4 separate regions of the Homo sapiens genome follow, and all the other regions are linked to region 4. The links are chromatin loops, found by intact Hi-C in ENCODE. Cell type or tissue: Calu3. All regions are shown on one strand. Region 1 overlaps OSBPL3 (oxysterol binding protein like 3). Region 2 overlaps GSDME (gasdermin E). Region 3 overlaps OSBPL3 (oxysterol binding protein like 3). Region 4 has its middle 32 kb from the start of CYCS.

Region 1 (8,000 bases), 210 kb before region 4:
CTTTAATGATTTTAAAGGCATTCAAGATCTTCCACGGCCTATTAAGAAAGGCTAACGATCATCAATATTACCTTTTATGATTGTTCTATGAACACTGACAATACTTGTCAATAGATTTTCAATTAATAGAATGACAGCTTTAACTGATGCTAGACCAAAACTGTACTCACATTTCAATCACTGAGAACTGGAGTTGTTGTTTCTTGTTAAATGTTTCTCAGCTATGGTTTTTTGTTTGTTTGTTTAGCACCAGCAGGCCTGATAGCAATGGCAATTTTTAAGAAAAGAAAAAATTAGTTGGGAGAAAGGTAGTGTATGAGCTCTCACTCAGTGCTTCTCAAACTGTAATTTGCATGTCAATCACTTGGAGATCTTGTTAAAAATGCAGATTTAAGTTCAGTAGGTCTGGGGGAGGCCTGAGATTCTGCACCTGCACAGATGAGGCTATCACTGCTGCTGGACCATAAGCCCAACTTGAGTAGCCACATTCCAGGAGACCAGGCTGTCTCAAAAAATTGGGATTTGACTTGACAGAATCTGAAGGCAAAACCAGGACTAACGGGTGGGAACTACAAGGCCCTGGATTCCAGCTTTGCCTAAAGGATGGGTTGTCTTACTATCTAATGAGTGCTATGAAAAATGGCAAAAACATGGCTGATCTATGAAAGTCTCTGGAGTGCTCCATCAGAGGCTGGTGGTCACCTGGCAGAGGCACCACAGAGAAGATTCCAAGACTGGCAGGGAGTTTAGAACAAGTGAGCTATGAGATCCTTTCTAAATCTTCTATCATAAACTCATGTCATACTAAACAGCAGCATTTGCATTAGCTCTATAACCTCAAGTACAATCCCTGACTTTGGGATCTAAGTGAGAAGATTAAAGAAAACAGGAGACTGAGCAATGAAGCTCCCACTTGGGTTCTGATGACTAAATGGGAGTAGCAGTCATCACCCGCCACCGTCACCATCCCTTCTTTCCCTTCACACACAGATGTAGCTCTCCAACCTCAGGCCAGAGCTAGGGAAGTGAATATCCAGATAATTCAGGCCCCAGAATGTTTCAAGTCTTACTACTTGGTTAGCCACAGACCAAAAACACTGGTGCCTTCATTACTTAGATAATGGGAGAATATTCATGCTGTCTTTGTGGTGAACCCTTGAGAAAGGGAAGGAAAATCAGTCCTTGCCAGCAGCTGATACTGACAACAAGGAGATAAAATCCTGTGGGCTGCCAGCTCTGTCAGTGGCTCCACCTGAGGTCATTCCCATCCTGAGTTTCCAAAGAGAAAAACGCTTTCCAACTGTATTGACCACAGACGGATTTATAATTAAAATAGCATTAATAAAAACACTTCAATGTACATATGACTATTTCCACGCTGTTGATCACTCACTCAGCATTTATGGCTACAATTACTTTGGCATGTTTTTAGGCCCCTCAGATATATTGGGAAGCCATTAATATTTGTTAAATATTCCCCTAATTGTATCAAGCCCCTTAAAGCTACAAACAGCATCTTCTATGCATTTTTCTCTCCTCCTAATGCTCTGTTCGGTAAGCAGGGTCTCTTAGACTATTAAAGATGAAAACATCCAGCCCATAAATGTCATTCCTCTCTGGCCATGCAGCCCACTGGGGTGGTGATGGGGTTTTTATAGTTGCTATTGTGGTAGTGATTATAGTTATAAAAGTGACAACTACTATTTTTTTAATATATGTACCTTGTGGTGATTCTATAATGAAAGCATTATTATCCTCATTTTACAGATGAGAAAATTGAAGCTCCAAATTAGTTTGTGCAAGATCACAAACTATTAAGAGGCAGAACCCATTTGCAGACTGCGTCTTGAGATCCCACGCAGAACCTCGCAGCTGAGTGTCCACTGTGGATAAGATCACCTAGAAGCAAACTAGCACTCAGCTGAGCCCATCCAGGGCCACCTACTGACCCTCCCCTACCAGTCCTGCCTCTCACCCCCCTACTCTCTCCCCCAGCGGAACAAGTCTGTCTTTTGTTCCAGGGGCATGTTTCTGCCCTCCATACACTTGTGGCTTAGTCAATAAAGACAAGATAGCTCTGTCCACCCAAGTGACTCAAGGGTCTCTTCTGAGTTTTTCTCTTGCCTTCAAAGTACACCATAATGATTGGCTTTCCTGTACCATCATGGAATATTTAAGTCTCAGAGTGTGACACAGAATGAAGAAGTCATTTACCCAGCTCTTTCATTTAGAGATGAGGAATCTATGCTGAGTGATTTGTTTGGGGCTGCGAAAAATGAGTGAGGGGCTTTTAAGGACCAGGACCCAGGTCTTTTGACTCCAACTCATGAGCACACACCTTGTATGAAGGGGAGAAAAACTCCAAAACAGGCTCCTGTGTGAATGGGACTGGGGCCTGAGGTGAGATATTTTTCCTTTTTATATCACCCAGGACTGTTTTAATATTTTACCTTTATTATATTTTAATTTAAAAAAAACCTTTCAGTGACATGTCACAGAGCCCTGCCCTTTGGTGTCTGAGCACAGAAGAGAATCACAGACTCTGCACTCAGATATAATACTCTTGTATGCCAACTACAGGGCATTCATGACTCTTCAAGGAGACCCACTGCTTTGCTGGACAGCACCAGCTGAGAACAGTGCTCTCTCTTACAGAGTGCTCAAAACTATTTTTTCAGAGCTAATTGAAATTTGCAATCAAAGCAGAGATACATTCTGACTAATCAACACATGCATGACTTAGAATCACAGGAGTAGGTGGCAGAAGTTTAGCACAATAAACTCTTCTTTATCTTGATCCAAATCAGAAGTGAATTATTTTCACAGTGCTACACAATAACTGGTTCTCATAATGAGAACCTAGTGACAATGTTAAGATCTCAGAGAACTTTACAAATCAAAGAAGGAATGACTTTAGTGCCAAGTATGTTATAGTCCAGTTTGTAACGGAGCTTCTTTTTAATAGGGGGGTCCCTGCTTAAAGGTCCAAAGCTCATTATCAGGAACTAGAGATACAAAGATGTAAAATCAAGTGCTGGATCTCAAAAAGCTAACATACATTACAAATGTTAATAAAAGGGATACCACAAGGTTGAAAATTTGTAAATTGTCAAATGGGAGATTCACACAAACCTGCTGCAGGAGTTCAGACAGGCATAATCTCCAAAGCCTAGATCCACATGAGCTGGGACTCCCAGAAAAAATGACACACAGTAAGCAGCAGGGTGTCTTAGATTCCTGAGGCCAACTTGATGAGCAGTCACAAACTTTGGTGGCTTAAATAAACAGATATTTATTCTCTAGCCGTTCTGGAGGCCAGAGGTCCAAAATCAAAGTGTTGGCAGGTCCACGCTCCCTCTGGAGGATCTCAGGGGGATTCATTCCTTGCTTCTCCCTCTGGTGGCTGCCAGCATTCCATGGCATGGCTTGGCTTGTAGCTGCATCACTCCAATCTCTCTCTCCACCATCACATCACCTTTTCCTCTATGTCTGTCTTCTCCCGAACGTGTTTCTTATAAGGACATTTGTCAGTGAATTTAGGGCCCACCTGGATAATCTGAGCTGCCCTACTCATCTCAAATCCTTAAATTAATTACATCTGTAAAGGTCCTTTTTCCAAATGTGGTAACATTCACAGCTTCCAGCATTAGGATGTGGATACATCTTTTTCTTTTAAAACAGTGTATATATTTATAGGGTACCTGTGCAATTTTCTTACATACACAGTTTGCATAGTGGTCAAGTCAGGGCTTTCAGGGTATCCATCACCACGTACATTGTGTCCATTACCTAATTTCTCCCCCTCCTCCCTCCCCCACCCTCACCTGCTGAGTCTCCATTATCTAGATCATTCCACTCTCTATGTCCACCTGAATACATTTTTTAGCACTCACTTATGAGAACATGTGATATTTGTCTTTCTGTGCCTGGCTTATTTCACTTAAGATAATGACCTGGTCCAGTTCCATCCATGTTGCTGCAAAATACATGATTTCACTCTTTTTGATGGCTCAACAGTATTCCATGTGTGTATATATTTTCGTCATCCATGCAATCATTGGTGGAAACAGGTTAATTTTATATCTCTGATATTGTAAATACTGATGCAATAAACATATGAGTGCAGGTACCTTTTAGATATATTTATTTCTTTTCCTTTGGCAAGATACCCAGTAGATCACATGGTAGTTCTTTAGTTCTTTGGGAAATCTCCAGACTGTTTTCTGATGAGGCTGTACTAATTTACATTCCCATTGACAGTGTGAAAGAGTTCCCTTTCTTCTGCATCCTCACCAACATGTTGTTGTCTTTGTATTAATAGTCATTTGACTTATATAAGATGATATCTCATTGTGGTTTTGATTTGCATTTCCCTGATGATTATGTTGAACATTTTTTCATATACTTGTTGGCCACTTGTATGTCTTCTTTTGAAAAATGTTTATTCATGTCCTTTGCTTGTTTTTTAATGAGATTATTTGTTTTTTGTTGTTGTGGTTGAGCTGTTTGAGTTCCTTGTATATTCTGGATATTAGTTCCCTGTTGGAAGCATAGTTTGCAAATATTTTCTCCCATTTTGCAGGTAGTCTGTTCACTGTTTTCCTTTTGCTGTGCAGAAACTTTTTAGTTTAATTAAGTAGGAAGTGAACATGTCTTTTTATGATTCAGCTCACTACACAGGGCCCCAGGGACCACGGGGCCAAGATGTGCCAGGAATGTGATTCATCTGAAGTAGGAACAGAGAGGAGGTGATTTAGGGTGATGTGGGCTTGTGAACAGATGCAGTGGAAAACACAGCTGAACTTGACGGTAGGGCCAGGGTGTAGGTTTTAGAGGGATATCAGATGACACTAGGGAAGTCTTCTGTTGTGCCTCTGTCCTACTTCTTGCACTGTCACTTCTGGACCTTTAGTATTTTAATATTATCAAATTACTGAAGCAGACTTTCCCCTCCCCAGGAAAGAGCTATTGAATCGGTCAGCTCAGTTCACATTTGCATCAATAGCTTCTTGAGAACATTCCATTACCTTGTACAGCTGCTATGCTGTGCTCTCAACCAGAGCATCTGGGCCAGGGTTCTGCCTTCCTGTATCTTAAATGTGCCCACTGCCAACCATGAATAAATATATTTATTTTCTTAAGGCATCCCATGCAGTTTTCATCAAAGTAATATTTCTAAATCTCACCCAAATATATTTGCTGTGATTATTATTCCAGGATTGCAGAACAATACAGACAGTTCAGCAACTTTCTGGAAGTGTTTTAAGATTTCAGTTTCTCGTGATCTTCAGAGTGTGGAATGCAGCTGACAGTCTGTCATTTGTGGATGTGGAGAGGAACAAAGAAGTCCTGACAACTCAAATATGTCATTTGAGCTGATACTTTAACCTCTTCTGATATCAAATGTTTGTTTGTGTCTTATAAGACTTACTCAGAGTGGAAATATATTGAGAGCTCAGTCTTATTTCTTCAGCCTTCCTGCCTCTGAGGTATGTTATAACCATAGGGGTGGCTAAAAGGTCAGCAGTAAGGAGGAGAAGTAAAAGGCCCAGAAAATGAGAATCTAGAAAACTATAAGAACTATATAGTTAATTATTTTTCTCAGTGGGGTCCACTAGAAAACAAACAAACAAACAACAACAGCAACAACAAAAAAAAACAGCTCCAGGCAAACAGGGATCCTAAGGCTACTTCAATCATCCACGTTCTTCTTGGCCCTGCATTCATAAAGATGTGAGCTGAGGGAGGCTTGTTTAAATAACAACCATTTGTACATAAGGCATGGAACTTGAATTAACTTCTGAAGAAGTCTTCTAGCATCTAAAGAAACCCAGTGCTCTCCAAACAGTTGGTTGCCGGGTCACCTACCATTTATTAGCCATGGGACTCCAAACAAATCAGTTAATATCTTTGGGCTGTATTTCCTTTCCACAGTGGGGGAAACATTACAGACCCCACTGAGTTGTGCTGAGACTCCAAAGGGTAGCATGAAAGGATATTATGAGCTGTGAAGATGCTATCGGAGAGTTTTCACTTCGAGTGTCCCATGCTGAGTCTTCCTGAGAGCAGCCTAGACACAAGCCAAGCTGCCTGCCCCTGCACTGTGCCACCCACCTCCCAGCTGAAAAGATGAAGCAGGGAAGCAGCTGTGACATTGCTTAAGGGCTCCCGGGACTCCTCTGCTCACAAAAGGCGAATGTTTATTTGTCAAACACTTACATAGCACTTCCTACTACAGGCGCTCTTCAAACTAAGCAACCTACACCTAATAAGAAAACAAGGCAGAGAGAGGGTATTAACTTTGTCCAAGATCAAACAACTTATAAACAGCCGGAGATTCAAACACTGGCCATCTGGCTCCAGAGTTCATGCTCGCTGCCTCTCCTCTTCTATGATCATCATAGAACAGTGTGAGACAACCACGATGTTTCCAAGGTCCCTCCTCCTTGACTGGACTTTCTTGTGGTGTTTATTCAGCCTATACTGAATACTGAAATAAATTTAGAGATGCTAAATCTTAGTATCTCTAAAGACATTATGAAATTGAAAGAAATAAATGGGGCCAGGTGTGATGGCTCACACTTGTAATCCCAGCACTTTGGTAGGCCGAAGGGGGTGGATCACCTGAGGGCATGGTGGTACTACAGGTGCACACCTGTAGTCCCAGCTACTCAGGAGGCTGAGGCAGGAGAATCGCTTGAACCCAGGAGGCAGAGGTTGCAGTGAGCCAAGATTGCAGCACTGCACTTCAGCCTGGGCAACAGAGTGAGACTCTGTCTCAAAAACAAAAAAAAAAAAAAAGAAAGAAATGGGACTAACCATTTTCAATACCCAGACAGCTGAAATGATAAACACCTGGACATTATTAAAGTGTTAATTCACTTTTCCCTCCTTGGCAAATTCTTCCCCATTCCACTCACCTGTTTTATGAGTTCCGGCCCTGAGCCCAGCCAGGCTGGGCTCTCTGGAGTGCGGCATAATCTAATACCCTGCATAAATAAGCTCTCATCAGGTGACCCTGGGAGAGTTCAAGCCACTGTAGTTCAGCCCAGAAACAGCAGGGTGACAAGAGTGAATTGCATAATTGTATGGAAACTTACCTAGCAATAGATCTCTCCATTTCAAAACCCCTGCAATCATGAGTGAAGCACTTGTCAATTATTTTGACAGGATTTACTCTCTATTGCTAACTTCTATGCCAAATGCTAACAATACACTTTAAAACTGAATAGAGGCTGTGCTCTCTTTACCACTCATACTCTTTCCAATCAGAGTTGATTTCTTATTTATGATGAACTGTTCAGCTGTCCTGTCCTTCATAGCTTCGTATATCCCTGCTCAGGGCCTTTTAATAACAGGCTCTCAATACATATTGGCTGAAGAAATAAAACTCAAGGCTATAGGACTCTTTTGATAAAGACAAAGCATACTTGGTCATCTTTATCAAGCTAATCTGGCCTCTGGAATGTGTTACTTTGAAAATTCTAGGAAGGAAATGTAAGGGGGCAGTGGGAAAAAGACAAGAGGAAATTGCAATTACTCATATTTTACACATTTTAAAATAGCAATTCTCCCTCCCACTTAGATATTCCTTAACCCACTTAATGTATCTACAAGACTTTGTGAATGGTAATCTTTCTACTAAGCAACTGCATGTTTATTCATTCATTAATTTAATCTACACTTACTGAATGTTTCCCCTATGCTAGTCTAGATGCTTCTTATTTACTGTTTCATTTAGTTCTCAAAAGTAAGCAAAATTATCCAAATTTCGCAGCTAAAAAGCTTAGACCCAGAATGTGTTAAAAAAAACATGGCAAGGTTATCCAGCAGGCAAAAAGCAAAACCGGTGAGAACAAGCATCAGTTTCTAGAGCTGCGTCTTTACTTTTGTTCCAGACGTTCAATAGAGTAGTTCCTTCACAGACCACAGGTATAGAAGAACATTTATGGATGCCATCATTTGCCAGAATAAAATCAATGGGGAAGCCCTTCTTCATT
Region 2 (8,000 bases), 390 kb before region 4:
TTCATATTATACCTTCTGTTTGCAGTTTGTTCTTTTTACTTATTTCAGAAAACCAGACAAAAGGCAGGTATAGTGCCACCATTTTAGCACAACTGCTTTCACTTTTGCATATTCCTTTCCAGTTTGTATGTAAGGCTTATTTCTGTATAGCTGCTGCCACCATGTGCCATTTTATAGCCTCTCCCCCAACATATAAGCATTTCCATAAAGAGTCTCATTTTTAGTAGTGATGAAAGGGTTATTTGCTTTATTCTTCCTTGTTAACCTTCATTAAAATCTGAAGGGAAGAAAGGGAATAAGTGGATGATGTTGCAGGGAAAAAAGAATAGGTGCTGTATGATATGTTTCCAACAACTGCTACCCCTCATCCCCAGTGGCTCAGATCCTGTCTATGGAATCAGGGACACAGGGAGCCAGTCCAAGCTATTTATAGAAGGACATCAAAACAGAATAAAAAGCAAAATAGACATAGTTCAAAGTTTCCTTTAATAGAATACCCAGAATACATAGGAAATCAACATGTGCTAGACATAGAATTAGTATGTTCACTGAAGCATGGCAAGGTCACATAAAATGCATATAGCTAGGGTCCCAAGCAGGGGTGTGTTACTGTTAGATTTTTTTGAAGTTTAATTTTGTTCAGCAGAGGAATATACTCTAGGAGCATTTACAGTTCATTTTCAGTCATCAAATAACATACATCACTTCCAAAACGTAGCCTCTTGTGTGCAGAGAAATTGCCTTCCCACAGCATTCACAATGTAAAAAGACCTTTTGGATTAAAGGGTCAGACTCTTTCTATGTAACAAAAAGTGGAATGCAAGTGACAGATGGACTTATTATTGTGCAGAAAAAACGTCTGAATGTATGCTAAGAATTCTCCGCCCTCCCAGCTCTTTACATGCTGGAACCTAACTCAGATGCTGGGTCACCAGCACAGGAGGGCCTCTGATAAGGAAAACTGTTTAAAGAGTACCTGGTGGCTAAAAGTCAGGTCATTCATCATGCAAAATGTCACCACTTCTTAAACTGTTCTGTAAATTCATTTCATTGGTCAACTTTTAACGTGCATATGACCTTTAACAGTTCTGAAAAATAGCCTTGGCCAGTAACACGTACTTCTAGTTCACATATGACATCATGAATGTTCTCTGCCTAAAGCACAGAGTCCATTCAGGGTTATACAAAGAAGCAGTGGGAAGACTTTAGAGTCCTTCAGAATGACAGCTTTCACAGATGACTTCAGTCTCTCCAGACTAATGTCAGCTGAGGCAAACAAGCGCTGCACAATCCCAAACCTTTCTGTATCTTTCAGGGGAGTCAAGGTTGGGTCTTCAAGATCAGATACTCCATCATCAGACAGAGCACGAAGCTGAAATGACACATTTAAACAAATTCACTTTTAAAATGTCCTAAAAAATCCACATTGGATAGTAATGCACTTGTAGGTAATTCTGGGGGAAAAAACTTTTTGAGATGGAGTCTTGCTCTGTCGTCCAGGCTGGAGTGCAGTGGCGTGATCTCGGCTCACTGCAACCTCCAGCTCCCAGGTTCAAGCGATTCTTTTGCCTCAGCCTCCCGAGTAGCTGGTACAGGTGTGCGCCACCATGCCCAGCTAATTTTTGTATTTTTAGTAGAGATGGGGTTTCACCGTGTTGGCCAGGCTGGTCTCAAATTCCTGACCTCAGGTGATCTGCCCACCTCGGCCTCCCAAAGTGCTGTGATTACAGACATGAGCCACCACGCCTGGCCAACTATGTCGTTTTTTAAATTTCCCCAAATAGAGCAGGAAAACCCTTGAGGTGTAACATGATATATTTGATCCAGGCCAGGACCTCAGGCCTGATTCTATCCAATTTGTCTAGTGTCCTCTGTCTGAATCCCTACTCTCCAAACTCTTTCTACTAGTCCCATTAACTCCAGTACATTAGAAAGGTTAGAATGTACTTTGGTCATATATGCAGTATGCTTAGTTTTTGTTTTACTGAAGATATTAGAACTTTCTTATATCTTTGCATGAACTCCTCAAAGGTAGGTACCATAGTTTAGTTTAATTATCCTTCCTGCCTCAAGAACCTTTTCCCTTGTTATTCCTTCTTCCAAATTTCCCTGTTGATCTCCCCTTCTCATCACTCAGTTGTCAGCTGAAATGCCACATTGAGGGCCTTTCCCAATCCCTTTCCATCTAGCTACCCCCAGCCCCAGAACTCAGCCTTATGTTACTCCATTATGTTGTATCCATAAACTTACTATATCTGAAGTAATCTGCTTGATAGTGTTTAGTCACCTTCCCTTATTTAACCCTAAGCTGCTCGTGAGAGCAGGGACCTTGTCTGCCGTGCCTACAACACAGACACTCAATGTGTTCTTCACCGAGGTCACTTTGGATGCTGCTCTAATTCCACTGCTCAACACATACTTGAAATATTTGATTTGCTTTTAGGGTCTTGATCTGTACCCGTAATATTTTACAAATCTTAAGCAATTACAAATTTACCAGTAGATTTCATTTTGAAACAGGCATTCAAGATCTGATTAATAATGTAAGTAGTAAAATTTTAAATTAAATTAAAAATGAAATAAGCCTAGAAAGTTTGCCTGAATTTTAAGAAATCTGAAGGGAATCCAAAAGAAAAAATTCCAGAAATTTCCTGAGCAGTGGTGACTATCTTGAAAGTCATGCAGCTTGTCCAGGTAGACTGAAGGGTAGCACTCACTGGAATGTAAAAGTACTTGTGGGTTTATTATCAAAATCAGCCTCACGAACCTTGTAGATTCGCCAAATACAACTCACACAATGTAACCACAGGCTTAACGTTACCATTAGGCTCAGACTGCAAACTATTGATTGTGCTTTAGAGAGTAGATTAGACCTGCTCTTTAAGCACAGCATCACACCCCAGTGAATTAAGGAGGAGCCCCACTGGCGCAGGCTGGAGACTGTCAACAGCATGGCAGGCTCCCTGTCCTTACCACCTGGTGGATGAGAGCTGTGCAGCATTCGGCTTTCTTTTCTAAATATCCACCACCCCCTTTGCCCACAGGCATTTCTAGGTATAAGGGGGAAACGGTGACCCAGAGGGTGGTGGAGTGAAGTTAACATTCTCTACTGATTCTAACTCACCCTTTCACCAGTTCTTGGAAATGTGTTAGTGTATCTGGCACTGTACTCCCAAAAGCCCTTCAGAAAGCCTCTCAAAGTTACCCTGGCTACTAGACAAGAAAAGACAGGGCTGCAGATGGATTTTGTGCCGTTTTAAGTAAATCCCTTAAAGAAACATGACGCTCAAATTCCTTCAGGAGGCAGACACCTCGATGTCTTAAATAGAGCTATTGCAAATCTGAGGGGAGGTATGTGAAGATACCCAGGAAGGTCTTTACAGAAAAAGGAGGTCTTTGACTATGTTGAGCAGTGCCAAAAGGCAGAATGTGCAGAAGCAGAATACCTTCCATTCTGAACTCCGAATGTGTTCTGGCTGCTGCTCTTAGAACACCAACAGAGCAGAACTTGGGGGTAATACAAATGTCCTAGAGCTGATCTGCAGGGAGGAGGACAGCTAAGTGTGAGTTTGTCACAGAAGGGGTTAGATAACAGTTAGATAACATGGGCTTGGCAGGATTTTCTTTTTATTTGCTTCAGTTGCAGTTGATGAATCTGTAAATACTTGGGAAGGACTAACTTAGTAAATGCTGAGCACTCAGTTGCTGCAAGAGGAGCTGAGATCTGAAAGCAGAGCTGTTGTTTTGCTCATCATTGCATACAATTAGAATAATGGCACGTATTGTTTCCATAACCAGACTGTGCCACCAGCCTTTACCCTCAGCTGGCCCAGGACACACATGCTGGCACATTTTCAAGTAGTTCCATTTTTGCAGTCAGTGGACAAGCATGCATGTTCCTCTGGGCCTGTGGAATCTTTCAGTTGTGATACCTGATCTGCTCCTTGGAATGATGCCATGCTGCATAGTCTTCTAATGTCTTTGCTATGCACAAAGGCACCAACCACATTACTCGGTGTTCCCAGAGTAGATGTATACCAAATGTCAGGGTCCTGTCTAGGCAGTCTGCCCCAATACCTGCTTCCCAGATCTGACAGCAGAGCTCTGAGAGATGATCCTTTGGGCCAACATAGCAGGTTGGCCTTGGACTTTAGTAATTAGGCCTTAAAATAATCAGACCGTGTGTGCTCAGCTCCTCTGCCCCAGGCTGAGCAACATCTGCAAAAGCTACACAAGACTAGCTGCCCCATCAGGGTGGCTTCAGGGCAACCTGTTGGTGGTTCTTTCTACTAATGGCTCAATCTATAATTTAAAAAGGAAAAGCTTAATCTTGACTCTCTAGGGCTAAGCTCATCATTACCTAACTCATGCTCTTAGAATGACATTTCCAGAGGGGGCACCAAGCTAACGATATTCCTGAAAGTGGATGAAAGAAGCTATGTCTCCCTGGGACAGATCAGTCCTGGATACCTCCCTGGCAAATCTGCTGCAGAGCTCAATCAAACCAGTCTTAGCACAAAACTGCCATTGCAAATAATATGGTGTCAGGCCCCTTTATTGTAATGTAACACCAAACCTTGGCCAAAATTCTCTCCAAACAATGGGAAAAGTATAAGAGTTGGAGTCGAAAGACAAGGATGAAGTCCTGGACCTGCTAACAAGTTATTTGGACAAATCATTTTCCTCTGGGTCTCAGTCTTCCCATGGGGTGGGATGTGTATAAAAGTGGGGTTAATAACAATACTTACTTAATGTGTCTTGAAGAGCTGTTGTGGTAAGTCCTAGAGGTGTTTTACCGGCTGCTGGATGTCTACCCCCTCATCATTTCCCCATTCCTATCCATTCTAAGGTCCCACCTGGGAGGTTGCTTACCAAGTGGCACAGTGTGGGAATGATCTGGAGTTTGCAGCAAGTGCCCAGCAGAGCTGCTGCGCTATCTGGCATTTCTGCAGGAGAGAAAAATCACAGTCACAGTCCAAAAAAACAAGTCCATGGGAACAGAGCCAGCCCCTGGATGGCACCTAACTTATATTTTAGTACTTTCCCGCCAGCCAGGCAGGGGAGGTACTCAGCAGTTGCTGAGTTAGTGAATGAATGGTGCTAAATGGGCAGCAAAGACCTTGTAGAAAACAGATGTAGGAACCCAGCTGCCAGCTCTGCATTCCACAGAGGATACTCCTTGACATTCAATTTACCAAATGGAAAGAACTGCCCAGACTCTGGGGGAAGGAAAGGAAACAGCATGGAAAAGCAGACCCTGCCATCTGGTGACAGAAGAGTGATGTTTGAGACCCTCCACACATTCAGGCTGCAGCCTCAGGTACACCTCTCTCAGCCTCAGTTTCCTCATTTACCATAGTTGTTTTGTTTTTGCATATGTCAGAATACTGTGTAAACTATAAAGGGCTCTACCCCATCACCAATCATTTTGGGGAGGAAAATGCAGTGTAGCTTTATCAGTGCAGCGTGGCCTGAGGCCAGGAGCAGCAACAGCAGAAAGTTGGAGCAGAGCTGTGCCAGGCTAGGGGCTGCACCAGAAGGGCCCTTGCCAAGCCCCAGGGAAGGGAATGCCAGATCAGTGTTATTCAAAGTGGATATTAAACACCTCCCAGGGAAAACACAGATACAGTTCTTAAAAGGACCATAGTCCCTTGGGGGTACAAGCTTTGAGCTGAAAAGGCAAAAAAGAATGAGTCACGTGCTGAATCAGGTAGCCGAGGGACTGGTTAGGAACTCAGTTGTTCCTGCCATGTGTTAGCAGCCTTATTTGTAAAGACAGTGTGTTGTTGAGGTGTGACCCAGAGAGTACATGGCTCGTTCTCAAGAGAGAGTGTAGGCTATTAAGGGGGTGGGGCAGCAGCCAGGGGGATGCTTCTTTCAGAGAACCTAATGTGGTATTCAAATGTGTATGCATTTGTCTGAAGAGAAGATCCACAGTTTCTCAAGTAGTCTCTTACCCCAAAGCAGGAAGGTGAAGACGGAAAGCCTATGTGGCCTAGCGTATCCAGCTGAGCCTCTGTCCCCAGCCATCTCATCTGCCATTACTGCCCTGCCTTCACTTTCCAGGGTGGCTCCTGGGACCCAGGTAACCATCATCCTCATCTCTTATTCTTGGAAATACCTGAGTCCCATATTACCCATTTAGCTGCTATCTTGAGTGTGGTACACTAGGTGCTAGGGGCACAGAAATGAAAGAACAGCATCTGCATTACCGAGCTTACCCACTAATTTTACTACTTGACTCTGATTTCCTGGAGGGCCAAGACTTGATATTTACCTAGCACTGCCTAAAACATAGTATAAGCTTGTTAAATGTTTCTTGAACTGAAATTATTTTGATTGCTCTTCCATGTACCAATTCTATTTTACAAATAGAGTCCAAGGAGTTGAGACCTTTGGAGTTGCTTAAGGTTACAAAATAGTGGAGGAAGCTTCCCAGGAGACAGGTCACATGTGGGACTGAAGTGCTGAAAACAGCTATTAGCCAGAAACTGGTGTGAGGACCTACGAAGACCCCATTTTCTATTCCAGCACTTTCCTCAGTTTTTAAGGAGAGAAGATTATATTAAGAGGAAAAAAAATGAACTCAGAAGGGCGGAGGATTAGCAAGAGCACAAATGGAAGGGCTGTATGCCAGCCTGGCCTCCACTGGGACTGACATATAAATGAGATCACAGTTCAGAAAAATAAAGGGCAGGATTGGTTGAAAAATTTAGACATTGCCAGCTGCACCTAAAGATTTCACTACCTCTGAGTTTCCAATTCAGAAACAGCAAGTCAGTCTCACATTATGTGTCAACTGCGTGGCCTGCTGCCTGCGTGCAAGCTTGCAGAGATTTTTTTTTTTTTCCAAGCTGGACTGCAATGGCGTCCATAGTTCACTGCATCCTTGAATTCCTGGGCTCAAGCAATCCTCCACAGCCCCTCAAGTAGCTGGGACTACAGAGGTACACACCACCATGCCTGGCTAATTTATTTTTTGTACAGATGAGGTCTTGCCATGTTCCCTAGGCTGGTCTTGAACTCCTGGGCTCAAGTGATCCTTCCACCTTACCCTCCCAAAACGCTAGGATTACAGATGGGGGCCACCACACCCAGCCAGTTGCAGAGAATTTGATGCTGTGTCTAGGCTCAAGTAGAAGGGGACTGTGGTGCTTTCATGATGCTGGCCCTGTGTTACCTACTTGGCATCACTGATCCAGGCTATTGATAGAAATGCTGCAATAAGTAATGGGGTATATGAAGAAAAGACCTCTCACAAGTCGGAGAACTCTGGCCTGTGTATTAGCTCCTGACAGAATGCCTGTTCTGAAAGACTCTAATACCCGGATGTTAACATTGGGAGAAAGTCTCTAGTGGAGTTCCGCAGGGCTCTGTCTTATGTCCTGTTTCAGTTTACCAGTCAAAACTATATTTATCCATGAGTTGGAACAAGACAGAGCATATATTTATCAGCACATAGAGTTGGGACAGGCATTCTCTCAGATTAATTCTTTAAAAACTGAAGATTACTGGGTCTGTTTCTGTGTGGTGCTAGGGAGGAACCCTGAATGTATCAGAAACTATGTGTCCTGACTAGTGTCACCATGAAGGGAAGCTGTGGGGACTGGTTTGCCACAACTGGCTTTTCTGAGAGGGAATAGGAAGCCCAGCTTCCTCGTGACAGGCACTGTGGCATGGCGAGTTCCGGATGGGAGGGGTACAGAGGTGGCAGAGATTGTTCCACAGTAACTGGATGGCTGCTCCCCTGGGAGGCCATTTCAGGACCAGTGCAGAAGCTGTGCATCTGGGCCCAGCCACAGCTCTGCCTCCCAGCCTAGTACATTGGATGGTTGAATGCTCTCCACAGCCCCCTTGCCCCAGACAGGAGCACGCAGGGTGGGGAATAACAAGTTTGCAAAGATCAGAAGGACTGAAATGCTGGAGGAGAGCAGTTGGCAAATGAAAGTTGCTGCCACTCAGCTCTGCTGGGACTCCGGAGTGAACCACAGCCTGTCAGG
Region 3 (8,000 bases), 190 kb before region 4:
ATGTCTCAGCCTCCCGAGTAGCGGAGATTGCAGGTATATGCCACCACAGCTGGCTGATTTTTGTATTTTTAGTAGAGATGGGGTTTCACCATGTTGGCCAGGCTGGTCTCAAACTCCTGACCTCAAGTGATCCATCCACCTCAGCCTCCCAGAGTGCTGGGATTACAGGTGTGAGTCACTGCACCTGGCCACTGGATGTTTTCTTAACAGCATGACAAGGAAGACTTACTCCCTCTTCCTAACAAAGACAGTAGTTTTGGAGGGGAGAAGTGGGACAGAAAAAGTACAGTTGAAATGTTAAAATGTAACTGTCAACTCTTTCAGTGAAAAGAAAATGTGGTATATACAGTCAGCCCGCAGTATCTGCAGGTTTCACATCCGTGGATTTAGCCAACCACAGAGCAAAAGTATTCCAGCAATAACAATACAACAATGAAAATATACAGATTTTAAAACAACACAGTACAGCAACTATTTACATAGCATTTACACTGTGTTAAGTATTGTAAGTAATCTAGAAATAGTTTAAATATACAGGAGGATGTGCATAGGTTACGTGCGAATACTTTGCCATTTTATATCAGGAACCTGAACATCCATGAAATTTGGTATTTGTGGCGATCACCGAACCAGTACCCCATACAGCTGTACATACAACAGAGTATTATTCAGCTGTAAAAAACTAAAGAAATCTTACAATGGGCAATAACATGGATGACTCTGGAAGACATTACGCTAGGTGAAATAAGCCAGTCACAGAAGGACAAATACGGCATGATTCCACTTATATGAGATATTTAAAATAATCAAATTCATAGAAACAGAAAGAAGAATGGTGGCTGTCAGGGGCTGGGGGGAGGGGAGAATACCAGTTATTGTTTAATGGATACAGAGTTTCAGTGAAGTGTTCTGATCATAATATACAGGTGTGTGTGTGTGTGTGTGTGTGTGTGTGTGTGTGTGTGTGTGAATAAAGTTAAGAGGAACTAGAACAGTGTACTGCCAGGCTCATAATCAGGAGTGTTGCACAACCATGCTGGAATAATGCCTGGAGGACTGGTATCAGGAGCAACCCAAGGCTTGCAAACAGCAGTGGTGAAAACTAAAGGGCTTTGTGGACACATAGCCAGAGCCAGATGCACAAATAGAAGATAAGCTTCTGGGTGTGGAAACTCTTCACAAAGCATCGGGGGTCAAGAGGATTGCTCCAATCCCAGTTGTTTTCCATCTTTTTTCTTCAAGGAGACGTACTAACGGGAAAGAATAAAATAACCACAGAGAAGACAAACTTGAAACCCACGACAGAGAAGAGATAGGAAATGTGCACCCAGCTCTGCTAAATGGGTTCTGGATACCAATTTAGCCCAAACAGATGAGGGGACTGAATGACTTCAGTCTTCATGGGACCTGACAGTAAGCTATGCCGGATGAGGGAGAGTGAGATAGGTATCAGAAAATGAAAATTGGGTAGATTCTGTGAAGATTATTAGAAACAGACAGGAAATTTCTGAAAAGTCTAGATCAATTATTACCAACCCTGGCTGCAAACTAGTGAAGAGCTTTTACAAAACACTGCTGCCCAGGCCCCAGCCCAGAGTCCATGATTGAAGTGGAATAAGCTCCGTAGGACATTCTGACACGCGTCCAGGGCTAAGAGTCATGACTCCATACTGATGAGTGTGGGCTCCAAAACTATTCTCTTTGATAGGAAGAGGGCGTAAGTCTTCCTTGCCATGCTGTTAAGAAAACATCCAGTGGCCAGGCGTGGTGGCTCAGGCCTGTAATCTCAGCACTTCGGGAGGCCGAGGTGGGTGGATCACTTGAGGTCAGCAGTTCAAGACCAGCCTGGCCAACATGGTTGAAACCCTGTCTCTACTAAAAATACAAAAGTTAGCCAAGTGTGGTGGCGGGGACCTGTAATCCCAGCTATTTGGGAGGCTGAGGCAGGAGAATTGCTTGAATCTGGGAGGCAGATGTTGCTGTGAGCTGAGATTGTACCACTGAACTCCAGCTTGGGTCAGACTCCATCTCAAAAAAAAAGAAAACACCCAGAGTCACAGCACCATGATCTCCTGGTGAAGCAGAACAAGTAATAGGAAACTAATATAAAGAGGCCTCCCTCCTGTCCTCATCTGCATAGTGAGTCATTCTGGGCTCAGCAGGCATCATCACGGAGCAGGTAGGAGGTTCCATCACTGGAGGCCTAGGCATCATTGGCATGTGACCTCCCATGGCAGCCTCATTCCAGGAGCAGGTCCCACTGGCATCATCCCAGGAGGAGGAGAACCCATCACTGACATCATGGGATGGCCACTTATAGGAGGTGCAGGCATCATACCAGGGCAAAGAGGAGCCGGGAGACTTGCGAGGAGGTGGGATCATTGCCCCTGCTGGGGAGAGGCAGAGAATGGAGTAGGAGGAACCTTTCCTTGTTGAAGTGCAGCCATTGTTTCGTCCATCAGGCTCTGAGCTGCTCTTCCACCCCATTCTGACAGCAGTCTTTCATATTCTCTTTGTAGATATCACTGTAGAGTATCTTTTGCACAGATGAAGAGTCATGAGTGAGGTATTTATTGCAGTAGTCACAATCACACATGGACATGTTGCTCTCCAGGCCATTGGCCACTCTGTTCCTACCACAGTGTCTTCACACATTCATCTGTTGATGGACATTTAGGTTGTTTCCACATCTTGGCTATCATCAACAGTGCTTCTGTGAACACAGGAGTGCTGATACCTCTTAACTTTAAAGTGTTGCTTACTGTCTCCTTTTCTCTCCCAGTTCCATGGGCAGTCACCAAAGTTTTGTCCCTCATCCACTTCTCTCTATGCACTTCAGCTCTTGATCATCTTTACAGGCCCCTTACCTTAGTAAAGCCTCTACACTGCTCCCTACCCCCACACTCCAGTCCCCAGCCTGGTGTTGGCCCCTGGATTCATCACTGGAACAGCAAGCCTATGCTCATTACTCCCTCATGCTGATATTAATACCTGCCACTGGCTTCCCTGACTCTGATTAAGATACCCACCCTCTATTAATCCAACCAAACTCCCTCTCCCAGAGCCCCCAGTAGTGTAGATTCTCTCTCTCCCTGACACTGACCTCATCACCCCCCAATGTGTTTTATATTCTTCTATTCTCAAAACAACCTATCCATTTTAGACCACCATTAGGCCCTGCAACTGACTCCACATTTTCTCTCCCAGCACTTCAATCCTTATATCCATTCCCTAGTTCAATTTATCGCCAGGCTCTCCCCTGCTCCAAATTCCCAATGCCTACAAGCTTAAGTAAAATAGCAAGGCCTGGCAGGCAAAACCCTCCACTACATAGTTGCATTTCACTGGTTTTGGACTCTGGATCTACCTCTCACTCTGTGGCTAAATGTCTGAGTTGCTTCGTCATGTGAAAGCAGGCATGAATAACTGTACTAACCTCACAGGGTTTTGTGAAGATTGACTAAAATAATGCATGTAAAACACTCAGCATAGTCCTTGCCAGACATCACTCAGTTACACTTTGGCTGTTATCACTCAAACTTCATCTCTAACAACTCATATATACATACCCTGTATTCTGCACTCTCCCTTTCTCCTAGTGAGTCCTTCTTTATGGAGCACCCTCCTAACCCACTTTCTCTCTTCCGTCTGTGGCAAAGTCCTCCATCTTCCGAAGATCACTTTCAGCATTGCCTTTTCCATGAAGCCTTTTCTCAACCCCTCTCCCACCCCAAATGCGTTTGTTTCCTCTTGGACTCTGCTTTCCTTTTGCGCTACCTGAAAGTATTAGTCACGTTTCCTGCACTCTGACTCACTCTTCATATCCTGACTGCTAGATGTTGGGTCTATATCTCACTCGGGACTGCATTTTATTCACCTCTACATTCTGTGGAAAGTAATTTACAAAGACTGGTAGCAATCTTTGTTGAGCCAAGGAAAGAGTTCTCAGTGTGAGCACATTTATTTATTCCCATAGGAGACTTCTGTCTTTACTGTTCACTGGAATCATTTGGGATTACTTATGTATTTCAGAATATTTCAGCTATTCCTTCCTTGTGAGATCTCCTTGCCATTTTAAGTCTTTGGCCACAAGAGACATCATTTCTCTCTTTTCTCTGACTTGTTTCAAATATTTCTAGTACCATAGAGATGTTATGCCCAAAGCATCCTTCTTTGGGGATTTCATTTCCTGGTTCCTGCCACTTTCTATCACTAGTTAATGCTTCCTTGTTGGCTCAGAAAGAAACCCAGAGCTATCATTCTCTGCATTATTTTTTCAGTCTTCTTAAAAATTAAATGATCGGCAAAACAAGTCAAGAGTTTATCAGAAGTTAGCCGAATGAAACATCCAGTGGGTGATTATCTGATTGAATCTCCTTTTTATCAGCACATGTGGTATTCATTCTAAAGTTTCAGTTTCTGAGAAGAAAGCGCCCTCCATAGCCTCTATCTGGCCATCCATAATACTGATCCTATTACAATCTTTCTTCCCTACCATGCCCTCTTTACCCAGGGATTCATCATTAAGGTCTAGATTTCCCCAAGACTGCTTCTTTACAGTAAAACATCCCCTTCTAAAATCATATTCTAGTCACGAGAACCACGCTAACCGTGGTGAGACAGATCCAGTGATGCTATCTATATCCAAGTTTTAATGTTTCAAGTTTATTTTGCTTCATTCTCATAAGCTGCACAATGGCAAAGAGCTGCAGGTATTTTACCAACCAGCTGCCCAGGCTTTTTTAAAAAGAAATTACTGATGTTCTCCTCCTCTGTTATTGGTCTTTTTATCTTTGCTCTGCCGGTTGTTCTCTAGCCAATCAAGTTTTAACGTTTTTTCCTTCCCATCAAATTTCAGTTCAACTCTCTTAAACAAGTTAGCAAATCTCTTGCCAAACACACTTGTCCTCAAAAGATGGCAAGAGCCTGCTCCACAAACCAAACTCGGCTTATCAACACTATCTGTGCTGTAGTTACTTTGCGTGTCCTTTTCAAGCACATGGTCTACCTTTCCCCAAAAAGTAGAGACATCAAACATCCCCCTCAAGTTCTCTACTTTTCTACCATGACTTCACAGAACTCATGATACATTTGAGGTTTCTTTTGACATTTAGAGTGTTTTTACCCAAACCAGTGAACGGGGTGATAACTGATAGATCTGATATTTTGGTAAGTTAGCATGCATGCCTTGGCTTGTTATCCAGCAATATCCACTCTCCCCTTCTTTAATAATAGAACTCTCGAGTTTTAATGTGGTTCATGGGCATCTAATAAGAGGCTTTCACTTCTAGCATTCTTTGCCGCTTGGTAGGGGCTTGTGACTAAGGGCTGCCAATGAGATGTGAGCAGAGTTGTTTGTCTTCCAGGTCATGGTCCTAAAAAGAGATACACATGTTCCCTGCCCTTTCCCCATTCCTGAGAGCTGGGAGGTGGTGATAGCTGGACCCAGAAATGAAAGACACACTGGTTGAAGACCATAGTGTCACCATGCCAGCCAAGGAATAACAATATCTGAACAGTTACATGAGAGAGAAATAAACTTTAATCGTGTTAAAGTTACCTAATTTTTGAATCTCTCAGTTACACAGGTATAGCACAAATAACATTGGCCCTAAGAAGCTGGCATGCCTTCAAATTAGGAACCTTAGGTCACCTCTGTACGTCTTAACAGAAAGCTGCCAATCACCTCTGTCCTGGCCAGCTTCCTGTGCCAGAAACAGGAACCTATGGCAGTAAGAATCCTTTTCATTATTTGACAAAATAAGGAAAGCTACTGTTTTTTTTTTCTTTCTTTTTTTTTTTTTTTTTTTTTTTTTGGAGACAGAGTCTTGCTTTTCTCGCCCAGGCTGGAGCGCAGTGGCGTGATCTCAGCTCAGATCTCAGCTCACTGCAACCTCTGCCTCCCAGGTTCAAGCAATTCTTCTGCCTCAGTCTCATGAGTAGCTGGGATTACAGGCACACACCACCATGCCCGGCTAATTTTTGTACTTTTTAGTAGAGATGGGGTTTCGCCATGTTGGTCAGGCTGGTCTCGAACTTCTGACCTCAGGTGATCCACCTGCCTCGGCCTCCCAAAGTGCTGAGATTACAGGTGTGAGCCACCGTGGCTGGCCGAAAGCTACTATTTTCAATTTGAAGGTGTGTATTACCCTGGCCTGAAATAATCCCAAATGCTCAAAATAGGATAGATGGTAGACATCCAATCTTCAAATCATTTTCACCTTCTCCAGCAAGCCAGCCCCTTTCATGTTGCATTTATCACCCACGTGGTCCCAAGAGTCACTACAGATCAGGATGAATCAATGTTCTGAATGGAGAGAGATGAGTCCATAGGTCCTATGACAACTCCTCCATTCCTGAATGGAGAAATCAGAAATGGGCTGAGTTTTCCTCCTCCTTCTGCAGCTTAGCTACTCTTACTTGTCCTTCAACACCTTACAAGGAAGAAATACTTATGAATAAATGTGGGCTAATAAAGGAAGCTACAGTGGAAAGACAGGTGGCAAAAAGAAGACAGGCACACTGATGAAAACTCAATTCAGTATATATCCTATAAAGTAACTACTATGTGTCCACTGCTGTGCTAACCCTTCAGTGATGGAAACTAAGTGACAGAAACTTAATCCAAGGAGGAAACCACTGTGATCAAGGAGATAAGATGTCACAAATGAAACAAGCCAGAACACACCCCAGGGTGGGCCATCTGGTAGGTGCTATGGGCAGTCACAAGGGAAGAGCTCAGTGGGGCTGGAGTTGTGAGAAAAAGCTTAGGAAGAGGTGGCCTGCAGGGAGCCGTGAAGATGTGGATAGGGCTTGACTAGGTAGAGAGAAGCATGGAGGACAAAGCTGTGAGCTGGGTCGGGAGGGGCACCTCCTGCAACATTTCTCAACCCCGGCTGCGTGACAGGATCACCCTGGGAAGCTTCTACAAAATCCCAAAGCCTGGTGCCATTTCATACTAACTGGTCCAGACACTGGGGATGAGGCCAGGGCAAGGGCATCCTGAGACACTCCCAGGTGATTTGGATACACAGCAAGGGTTGAGCCACTGCTCTAACATAATCTTGCATCCAGAAATGACAGATTTACTCCACAGAACTGCCTTCTTTAATTTTGGTATTTAATTTTGTTTGAGCATCTTATGCCAGACCTATGTCTGCTGCATCCAATTTATACCAAATTGAAATGCAAAGCAGGATGTGACTTAGCAGTTTAAAGGGTAAGAAAAGATAGCACCACCCAAGAACTTAAAATAACATCTGGTGGTTTGAATTTTATCAGTGGGTGTTATTACGCTCCCTTAACCGACAACTGCTTGCGGAAGCTTGGTAGAGTTTTAACAATTGGCAACCACAGGCAGCATTTCATTACTTATCTAAAAAGACTATCAATTGAGTTACTATGAAATGTGAGCATGAAGTTTTAAAACTTCCCTATTTCCTACAAAAATCAACTTATCATCTTTTCAGAAATGTAAACAGCCAGCTAACAATGGGTAATGCTCTATAAGTGCTAACTGAACACTCTCAAATAACAAGAAACAAAATACCCTAGTGGGTCATGTATCAGATGTACACACTTCAAGTTTGTTTGTCCACTTAACTAAAAATAACCCTGGGACTCAGAATCTAAGCTTAAACCAAATTCTATAAATCGAAGTCCCCAAGATATATTTTGGAGGTATCCTTCCAAAACTGCAGGGGCGATAATAATTCCTTGTAAGAGAATCACTAATTTAGGGAACATAGGTGGGGAGAAAAAGGGATACAGGAAGTTTTACTCACTTCTAGGGGAAAGAAAGATTACTGCAAAAAACTTAACCTGAGACACTTTTAAACTAGTGCAAACTGGAAAAAAGAGAGACATAAAAGGAAAAGGCAGAGTAAACAGGTTTTAAAAAGGTGGGGTGGTTACTGGTAGACTAGAGCTAAAAGGCAAGAAAAACCTAAAAGCACCTCTGTTCCCAATGCTAACAATGACATGGTTATTTTATTCTCTCC
Region 4 (8,000 bases):
ATATTATGAATATCATTCTCACAAGTAAACAGAGGCTCAAAGGCTCACCAAAGTCACAGAGCTTTCTGTCTTTTTGATCAAATCTTTAGGCCAGAAGCAGTGGCTCATACCTGTCCTATAATCCCAGCACTTTGGGAGGCTGAGGTGGGTGCATCACTTGAGGTCAGGAGTTCAAGACCAGCCAGGTCAATATGGTGAAACTCCGTCTCTACTAAAAAATACAAAAATTATAGCCAGGTATAGTGGCACACGCCTATAATCCCAGCTACTTGAGAGGCTGAGGCAGGAGAATAGCATGAACCTGGGAGGCAGAGGCTGCAGTGAGCAGAGATCGCACCACTGCACTCTAGCCTGGGGGACAGAGCAACACTTTGTCTCAAGGAAGAAAAACATCTTTAGCAAAGGTCTTGAGGTGAATGTTGCATTTCAGTGTGTTTGCTAGAGGACAGCTAGCAAACTTCATTTGCTAGATCAGGCCAGAACAAGTACACATAACACACTATCAACACAAATGTGAAGAAGCTAGATTGCTCCATTATTAGAGATAGAAAAGCTGTAATAGTGAAAACTCTAAAGATCACGTATAGAAAATTGCAGTGACAGGAAAAGACCCTGAAGCTGCTGAATGCTAGGTACACAAGTCAGCCCTCCTCTTTTGTGGGATAGGATAACACACCCTCCCAAGTGCGCCACTCACAGCTTAACTATATGTGACTTAGTGCAAGGGCCCTCCTCACCATTCACCCCCAGCTTTGACAGATTTCAACCCCATTATTGTTACCAACAACCATAAGCACAGAAGTGTTTTCTTTTCTCATTGTCAAGGGAGTCCAGACATTCCTGATAGCAAATGTACGTGTGTCAATGTAACCTTGACAGACGGAAACTCAAACTCAAGTACAATGGCAACCTTTATATGCTGTAATATATGCACAATGATGGACTTGGTAATGCTTCTCCCTCGCCCCCAACTTCTTAGAATGTGCAAAATGTGCCTGTTAAATATCATAATCCTTTTTACTCTGAGCACCTTTTCCCCTGGAGCCTTGCAAGTGCTCTCCATATAATGGCCTATTTTTAAGAGTCCTCTTGAGACTGAAATGACATTCGGGCCTTAAATCTAATGATATCAGAGCCTGTCCTTATTTTAAACATTTCTAATATGATCAGAAAGACGCCTGAAAAATGAGCTCTTCTTGCCCTTGGCTTCTCATGTGCCCTAGGGAAGTCCTGATTTAGAAGACGGCCCCCTAACTCAAGTGCAAGGTGCAACAGCTGCTGACATATGTGACTGTGAGCTGATGTTGAAAATTTCTGAGGCAGGGCACAAACCTTTGACCCATCTCCCAGGCTTCTCTGGATAAAATGTGGTTTTTTACAGATCAAAAAGGAGACAGATAAGAAAATGAAGACTGAAAATCTTAGAATTATGAAAGAGAGAATCATATACATTTTCTCTTTAAATACTAATCATTTAAAATGTGTAATTTTAAGGATGCATTAAACCTGCTTGACTGTCCTCACAAGAGAAACTTCCTTCCTTTTCTTAATTCTGTTCCTGGACTTCTCCCCAGCTATATTAGCTACAGCCAGCAGTGAAGTCCCATTGAGTATTCTGTGCACTACTGGAAATCCTGTGATTCACTCCGTGGGCAGTGCTGAATTAATTGTTAATCTGGTAGTGGGTGTTACTTTTTCTACTAGATTGTGAATTTCTAACTCTTGAGATGTCAGGTAAAAGCACTTCTGAGAGAAGAAAAAGGATACAAGGACAAAGAATCTGAGATTTGCCTTCTCTCTGGAAGCCTTTTCATCTTGCCATAGGGAACAGTTGAACCATCAAAAGCCCATTTATAATTAGTGTTAGTGAAACCAGGGGCTTTGGGGAATATTGGTCGTGAACAAAGGCAAGATTGGCAAATCTTGTTAAATTTTGTTAAACGGAAGACCCAGGATTTTTAAAAGCTGAAATACAGAATATAATATTAGTAAACTCATATGATTCTGCTTAAGATAATTTTTAAAACAAATGTTAAAAGGGTAAATTTTTAAAAAGAAAATTATATATATGTACTTTTATATATATGTAGGAACGTACATATATATACGTATATACATAGGCATGGACTTTTTCCTGGAAATTACCATAGCTACAATATGTCACTGGTCTATATCATGTTAATTAGCACTTGATCTGTGAAAGAAATCTGAGCGTGAGGTAATTCAGCACTGTCACCCAACTGGCCACATTAATCTTGAGTATTTTCCCCAGGGGATTAAAATCTGTCACCTGATGTGGCTACCAAGGTGAAATACATCCTCTCTCCTATGCTTTGCTAAGGACAGAGAGGGGCCAATTTGAGCTGTGCTAGAACAGGTTTGTTTGAATGGAGCCAGCATGTGAGCCCACTCAGACAATGGTCTGAGTTCTTCATTGAAGTCGTCTTCTTCCTCTGGTTCCAGTGTAGCCAGTGATGCAATTTGGTTTGCCCTTTTGCAGTGAGAACCGATTGGCCATAAGGTACTCAGCCTACGTTTCCTGCTCAAATGCAAGCAAATCAGTTGATTTACCAGCTCTGAAAATGTTGTGATCTAAACTTGTGCTAATAGAAACCCAAAGAAAGTGACACACATAAGACGTGTGGAAGTGCCTAGGGCTTCTTGGCATTCAGGAGCAGGGGAGTAGAGCATGCTGTACTTAATCAGGATTCGATTCTGTAGCTCTTTACCATCTACGAAATTATTTTTACCACATCCTATTAAAATTGGGAGGCAGCCTTGTTTGGTAGGAAAAATATAGCTTTGGAGTCAAGCAGAGCTGTATTTGAACCCTGGTGCTGCCACTTAGAAACTCTGGGAGGGACCTCAGGCGCTGAGCACTTTACCCCCTCTAACCTCCATTCCTCATTGGTAAGTGTGGGTGATGATGTCCAGCCGATAGGGATGCTGTGAAGGGTGAGAGATACCATATTCAAGTTCTTAGTAGAGAAGCTGATCCAAGGAACGTGCTTTGAAAACCAGTGACCTAGATCCTATTACCATCTTCCCATGTTTAGTCTTCTTCCATTCATGCTCATGTGGCTTGCTTTTTTTTTTTTTCTATCTTCTCCCGGGATTTAGAAATTACTTCCGGCCGGGCGCGGTAGTTTATGCCTATAATCCCAGCACTTTGGGAGGCTGAGGCGGGCGGATCACGAGGTCAGGTGTTAGAGACCAGCCTGACCAACATGTGAAACCCCGTCTCTACTAAAAATACAAAAATTAGCCGGGCACAGTGGCGTGCGCCTGTAATCCCAGCTACTCAGGAGGCTGAGGCAGGAGAATCGCTTTCACTCGGGAGGCAGAGGTTGCAAACAGCCGAGATCGCGCCACAGCACTCCAGCCTGGGCGACAAAGCGATACTCCGTCTCAAAAAAAAAAAAAAAAAGAAATTACTTCCTTGACAAAATCTCCTGTCTTGAATTACTAGTGCCTTTTTGCTGTTATGAATGGAATTTTTAATCATTTAAAATTTAACTTGGTGTAGAAATGCAGTTTATTTGCATAGGTGTATCTTATACCCTGCAACTCTGACTTTTTCATTTCCTTCATTTTGTCATTGTGGTTGTTGATTTTCCTAAGTATGTCAATAATTGTGTAATCAGTACTTTAACCAAAAGGAAGTACAGTGAAAATAACTTTATTCCTTTCCCCCACAGGCTTAGTGGGACTGGTTCCTGCCCTTCCCTGTCCCGTGATTTCTCTGGCCAATCTTAATAATTGTTTCAGCTGCAACCCCAATTGGAACTCACACTGGCCAAAGTGGAGCAGCTCTTGGGGGCCCCCTGCTGGGCCAAGTGTGACCTCTTTAGTTTCTGCATGGCAGGGCTCATGGAGGGTTCCAGCATCAGGGTCATGGCAGCCAGGGCGGTGGGTGAGTGAACACCAGGGGTGCAGGCTGGGGCTATTTACCAACTAGTACAGGAGATTTGAGTATTTTGACAATGGGTCCGGCCATAATGGTGTGGACTGGCTCAGTATCAGCTCTACTCTTAGGTAATAAAAAAAAATCCTCTGGTCTTGTCTAGGGCCAAGCCACTAGTTAAAATTTTATCTCATGCATTAGTCAAAATGCAAATCTTTAGGCCGGGCGCGGTGGCTCACGCCTGTAATCCCAGCACTTTGGCAGGCCGAGGCGGGCGGATCACGAGGTCAGGAGATCGAGACCATCCTGGCTAACACGGTGAAACCCCGTCTCTACTAAAAATACAAAAAATTGGCCGGGCATGGTGGCGGGCGCCTGTAGTCCCAGCTACTCAGGAGGCTGAGGCAGGAGAATGGCATAAACCCGGGAGGCAGAGCTTGCAGTGAGCCGAGATCGCGCCACTGCACTCCAGCCTGGGCAATAGAGCGAGACTCCGTCTCAAAAAACAAACAAACAAACAAACAAAACAAACAAAACAAAACAAAACAAAAATGCAAGTCTTTAAGATGAAAGCCTTTCCTCTACCCCAACTTGAGGAAAGGTGGGAAGATCAGCCTCCTCTCTGTTTCCTAGCCTGTACCGTCTGCTCCTCTTTCCCAGTCACCGTGGCTCTGGCAGCTCCACGTTTGACAGGGTGGAGAATGGGGGAAGAAAATGATCAGAAGCGGGAAAGGTGGAACTTCACAGACACAGATGTAATCTGGCACTGCTGCCTCCTGAGGATTTAGTGGCAGGCAGGATCAAATGTTGATATTGCCGCCCAGTGGACACAAAATGTAATGCAGTACTTAGATCAGGCAGAGCTTTCTCCCCTCAGCCTGCAGCTGACTCAGTGGAAACACGAATACAAGCGTGAGCCACTGCGCCCGGGCTCAACCACCTTTTTAAATGATATTTTTCTTTAACTGTAGACAACTGCAAGTATTTTTAAAAAGAGAAAGAAAGCAGTATAATGAAACTCCCTGAACCCATTACCTGGCTTCAACAATTATCAGTTTATGGTAATCGTCTCCATCTTGTCCACTCTTGTTTCATCTGTTCCCCAACCTACTCCTGGCCTTGCCTCTAGGTTATTTTGATGCAAATCCCAGACATTATGTCATTTAATCTGTAAATATTTCATTGGAACACCTGAGAAAATCAAACACTTTCTTAATATCATCAGTTATTCATGCAGTCATTATTTACATTTTCCTAATTGCCTTATAAATTATTAAGTTAGTTGGCTTGAATTTGGACCCAAATAAAATCCATGCATTGTCATTGTTGATATGTTTCATTTTTAAGTCTTCCAACAATAAGTTGCCCTCTATCTTTGTTGTTGTTGTTCTTACGATTTCTTGAAGAAATAGGTCATTTGTCCCGTGGACTTTCCCACAGTCTGGGTTTTGTTCACTGCACCTATGTGGTCATTTCGTGTGTTCCTTTATCCCCTGTATTTCCTGTAAACTGTTGGTTGAAGCTGGAGGCTTCACTAGTTTTGGGATCAGTTGTGTTGGCAAGAAGGAGTTGCAGGTGGTATTCTGTATTCCTGTCAGAAGACAGAATATCCTGATATCTGTTTTGTTTTTGTGATGTTAGCCATCACTGATAATCACTGCTCAGATTCATTAATTCACTGAGCATTGGGAAATGGTGGCACCTGCTGCTCATGTATTAGCTTTCCAGGTAGTAACTTTTATAAAGAAAACTTTATCAACTTTTTGGTTACCAAGGTAAGAGTCCTTACAGGAAAGGCAGGACAAATAGTTGATCGTTTCTCTTTATTTACCAGTTTTCAAAAGCACTGTGTCAGTTTCCTGGCAGTGAGTTTTGTTTGTTTGTCTTAATATAATATTATCTTGAACTCATGCATTTAAACATATTTGATGTGTGTCAATCTGTTGTAGTGCTGTGGTAGACAGAATAATGCTTCCCCCAAAGAGATCTATGTCCTAATCCCAGGAACTTGTATGCTGTTATGTGGCAAAGAGGAATTAAGATTCCAGATGGAATTAAGGTTACTTATCAGCTGACCTTAAAATAGGGAGATTAGCCCGGATTATCCCAGTGGGCCAAACGTAATCACAAAGGTCTTTACAAATAGATAAGGCAGGCAAAAGAGGAGGGCAGAGTGATGTAATATGAAGACTCTACCATTGCTGGCTTTGAAGATGGAGGAAGGTGGCCACCAGCCAAGGAATGCAGGCAACAACCTCTAGGAGCTGGAAAATGGCAAGGAAACAGATTTTTCCCTAGAATTGCAGGAAGGAACACAGCCCTGCTGACATTTTGATGTGAGCTCAGTGAGACATGGGTTGGATTTCTAACCTATAGAAGTGCCACTTTGTGTTGTTTTAAGCCACTAAATTGTGGCAATTTTTTACAGCAGCAATAGAGAACTAATACCATTACTATCCTTATTGACACTCATATTAACCCATCTTTGGCCAGTGTTATCCTTTTCAAGTTGACTTCCAAGATGAGGGTTTTCTTGCTCCTGATATGACAAGATGTTCCAGGGCCACCTACGGGTTAACTGGTTAATATTTAACTTCTAACCCAACGTATCTGTTGAAACTTGTCCTCTCGAATGTCATTGGTGATTTTTAAATGGAAAAATCCAGTCCTTGTCCTTTTTGTTTTTTTCTGCAGCATTTGATACTACTCTCTTACTCTTTCCTTTTCCAAATGACATCTATCCTCCCTATCCTGTCATTGCCTTTCTTGGGTTTTATTTCCTAGCTCCCTAAAACTGTCCTTGGGCCTCATTTCTTTTTTCATTTCTTTCTTTCTTTCTTTTTTTTTTTTTTTTGAGATGGAGTTTCGCTCTTGTCACCCAGGCTGGAGTGCAATGGCGCAATTTTGGCTCACTGCAACCTCTGCCACCTGGGTTCGAGCAATTCTCCGGCCTCAGCCTCCTGAGTGGCTGGGATTACAGGCACCCGCCACCATGCCCAGCTAATTTTTGTATTTTTAGTAGAGACGGGGTTTCACCATGTTGGTCAGGCTGGACTTGAACTCCTGACCTTGGGTGATCCACCCCCTCAGCCTCCCAAAGTGCTGGGATTACAGGCGTCAGCCACCGTGCCCGGACTTTTTTTTTTTTTTTTTTTTTTTTTGAGACAGAGTCTTGCTCTGTCACCCAGGCTGGAGTGCAGTGGTGCAATCTCAGCTCACTGCAACCTCCGCCTCCTGGGTTCAAGCGATTCTCCTGCCTCAGCCTCCCGAGTAGCTGGGATTACAGGTGCATGCCACCATGCCCAACTAATTTTTTTGTATTTTTAGTAGAGATGAGGTTTCACCATGTTGGCCAGGCTGGTCATGAACTCCTGGCCTCAAGTGATCCGCCCACCTCGGCCTCCCAAAATGCTGGGATTACAGGCGTGAGCCGCTGCGCCTGGCCCCTCAGGCCTCATTTCTTCTTTCTCCACGCTCCTCCCCAGTAATCCCATCCATGCAATAATCTTTCCGTGCCAATGAGACCTAAACAGGTATCTTCCTCCCTATCTCTCCTAAGTACCAATATCTCATTTCCGACGGCTCGTTGATAGTTGCCACCTGCACCTCATATTCATGGCAAAACCTTAATTCCCATTGTCCCCCAACTCTTTCCTATTTCTATTAGTGGTTTTCTCTGACACACAGATTTAAAATCTGGGTATCATTTAAAAATCTTCTTTGTCCTTTGACTCTCCCAAAATAAGAAATATAACTGCTACCAAATGTAGTTTTATGTATTTATTTATTTATTTATTTATTTATTTTTGAGACGAAGTCTCGCTCTTTTCCCCCAGGCTGGAGTGCAGTGGTGCAATCTCGGCTCACTGCAACCTCCACCTCCCGGGTTCAAGCAATTCTCCTGCCTCAGCCTCCCAAGTAGCTCGGATTACGGGCACCAGCTACCACACCCAGCTAATTTTTGCATTTTTAGTAGAGATGGGGTTTTACCATGTTGGCCAGCCTGGTCTCGAACTCCTGACCTCAGGTGATCCGCCTGCCTCGGCCTCCCAAAGTACTGGGATTACAGGCGTGAGCCACTGCACCCGGACAGTAC

The links. Peaks named below come from ENCODE experiments on the same cell type or tissue, not always from the same donor. Only the 100,000 strongest peaks of a DNase experiment are listed, where the experiment ranks them.
Region 1: it touches region 4 in a loop (2.6-fold over the local background); 9 of 110 quality-filtered maps call a loop at or near these places.
Region 2: it touches region 4 in a loop (4-fold over the local background); 7 of 110 quality-filtered maps call a loop at or near these places.
Region 3: a loop joins it to region 4, with 5 times the contacts of the local background. A loop is called at or near these places in 9 of 110 quality-filtered maps.

Annotation. Positions count from the first base shown.
Region 1 is chr7:24,878,442-24,886,441 of GRCh38, forward strand. All of the region lies in intron 2 of OSBPL3 (oxysterol binding protein like 3), which reads right to left. Among named protein-coding and RNA genes, the nearest start is that of OSBPL3, 98 kb to the right of the region's middle. In Calu3, no CTCF peak of the experiment used is centred here; a DNase peak (open chromatin) is centred at 3,390.
Region 2 is chr7:24,697,888-24,705,887 of GRCh38, forward strand. GSDME (gasdermin E) reads right to left here. Exons shown (of 10, transcript NM_001127453.2): 9 at 4,873-4,946; 10 at 468-1,372. The coding sequence ends at 1,139. Among named protein-coding and RNA genes, the nearest start is that of GSDME, 56 kb to the right of the region's middle. RefSeq lists silencers at 3,903-4,197, 7,032-7,201. In Calu3, no CTCF peak of the experiment used is centred here; a DNase peak (open chromatin) is centred at 3,954.
Region 3 is chr7:24,903,993-24,911,992 of GRCh38, forward strand. All of the region lies in intron 1 of OSBPL3 (oxysterol binding protein like 3), which reads right to left. It also overlaps the pseudogene SNRPCP19. Among named protein-coding and RNA genes, the nearest start is that of OSBPL3, 72 kb to the right of the region's middle. RefSeq lists an enhancer at 6,688-6,837. In Calu3, no CTCF peak of the experiment used is centred here; DNase peaks (open chromatin) are centred at 1,029, 2,199 and 3,759.
Region 4 is chr7:25,089,689-25,097,688 of GRCh38, forward strand. No RefSeq gene overlaps it. Among named protein-coding and RNA genes, the nearest start is that of CYCS, 32 kb to the right of the region's middle. RefSeq lists enhancers at 4,472-4,521, 4,542-4,621. In Calu3, CTCF peaks have their summits at 3,827 (motif pointing left) and 4,696; DNase peaks (open chromatin) are centred at 3,273, 3,813 and 4,723.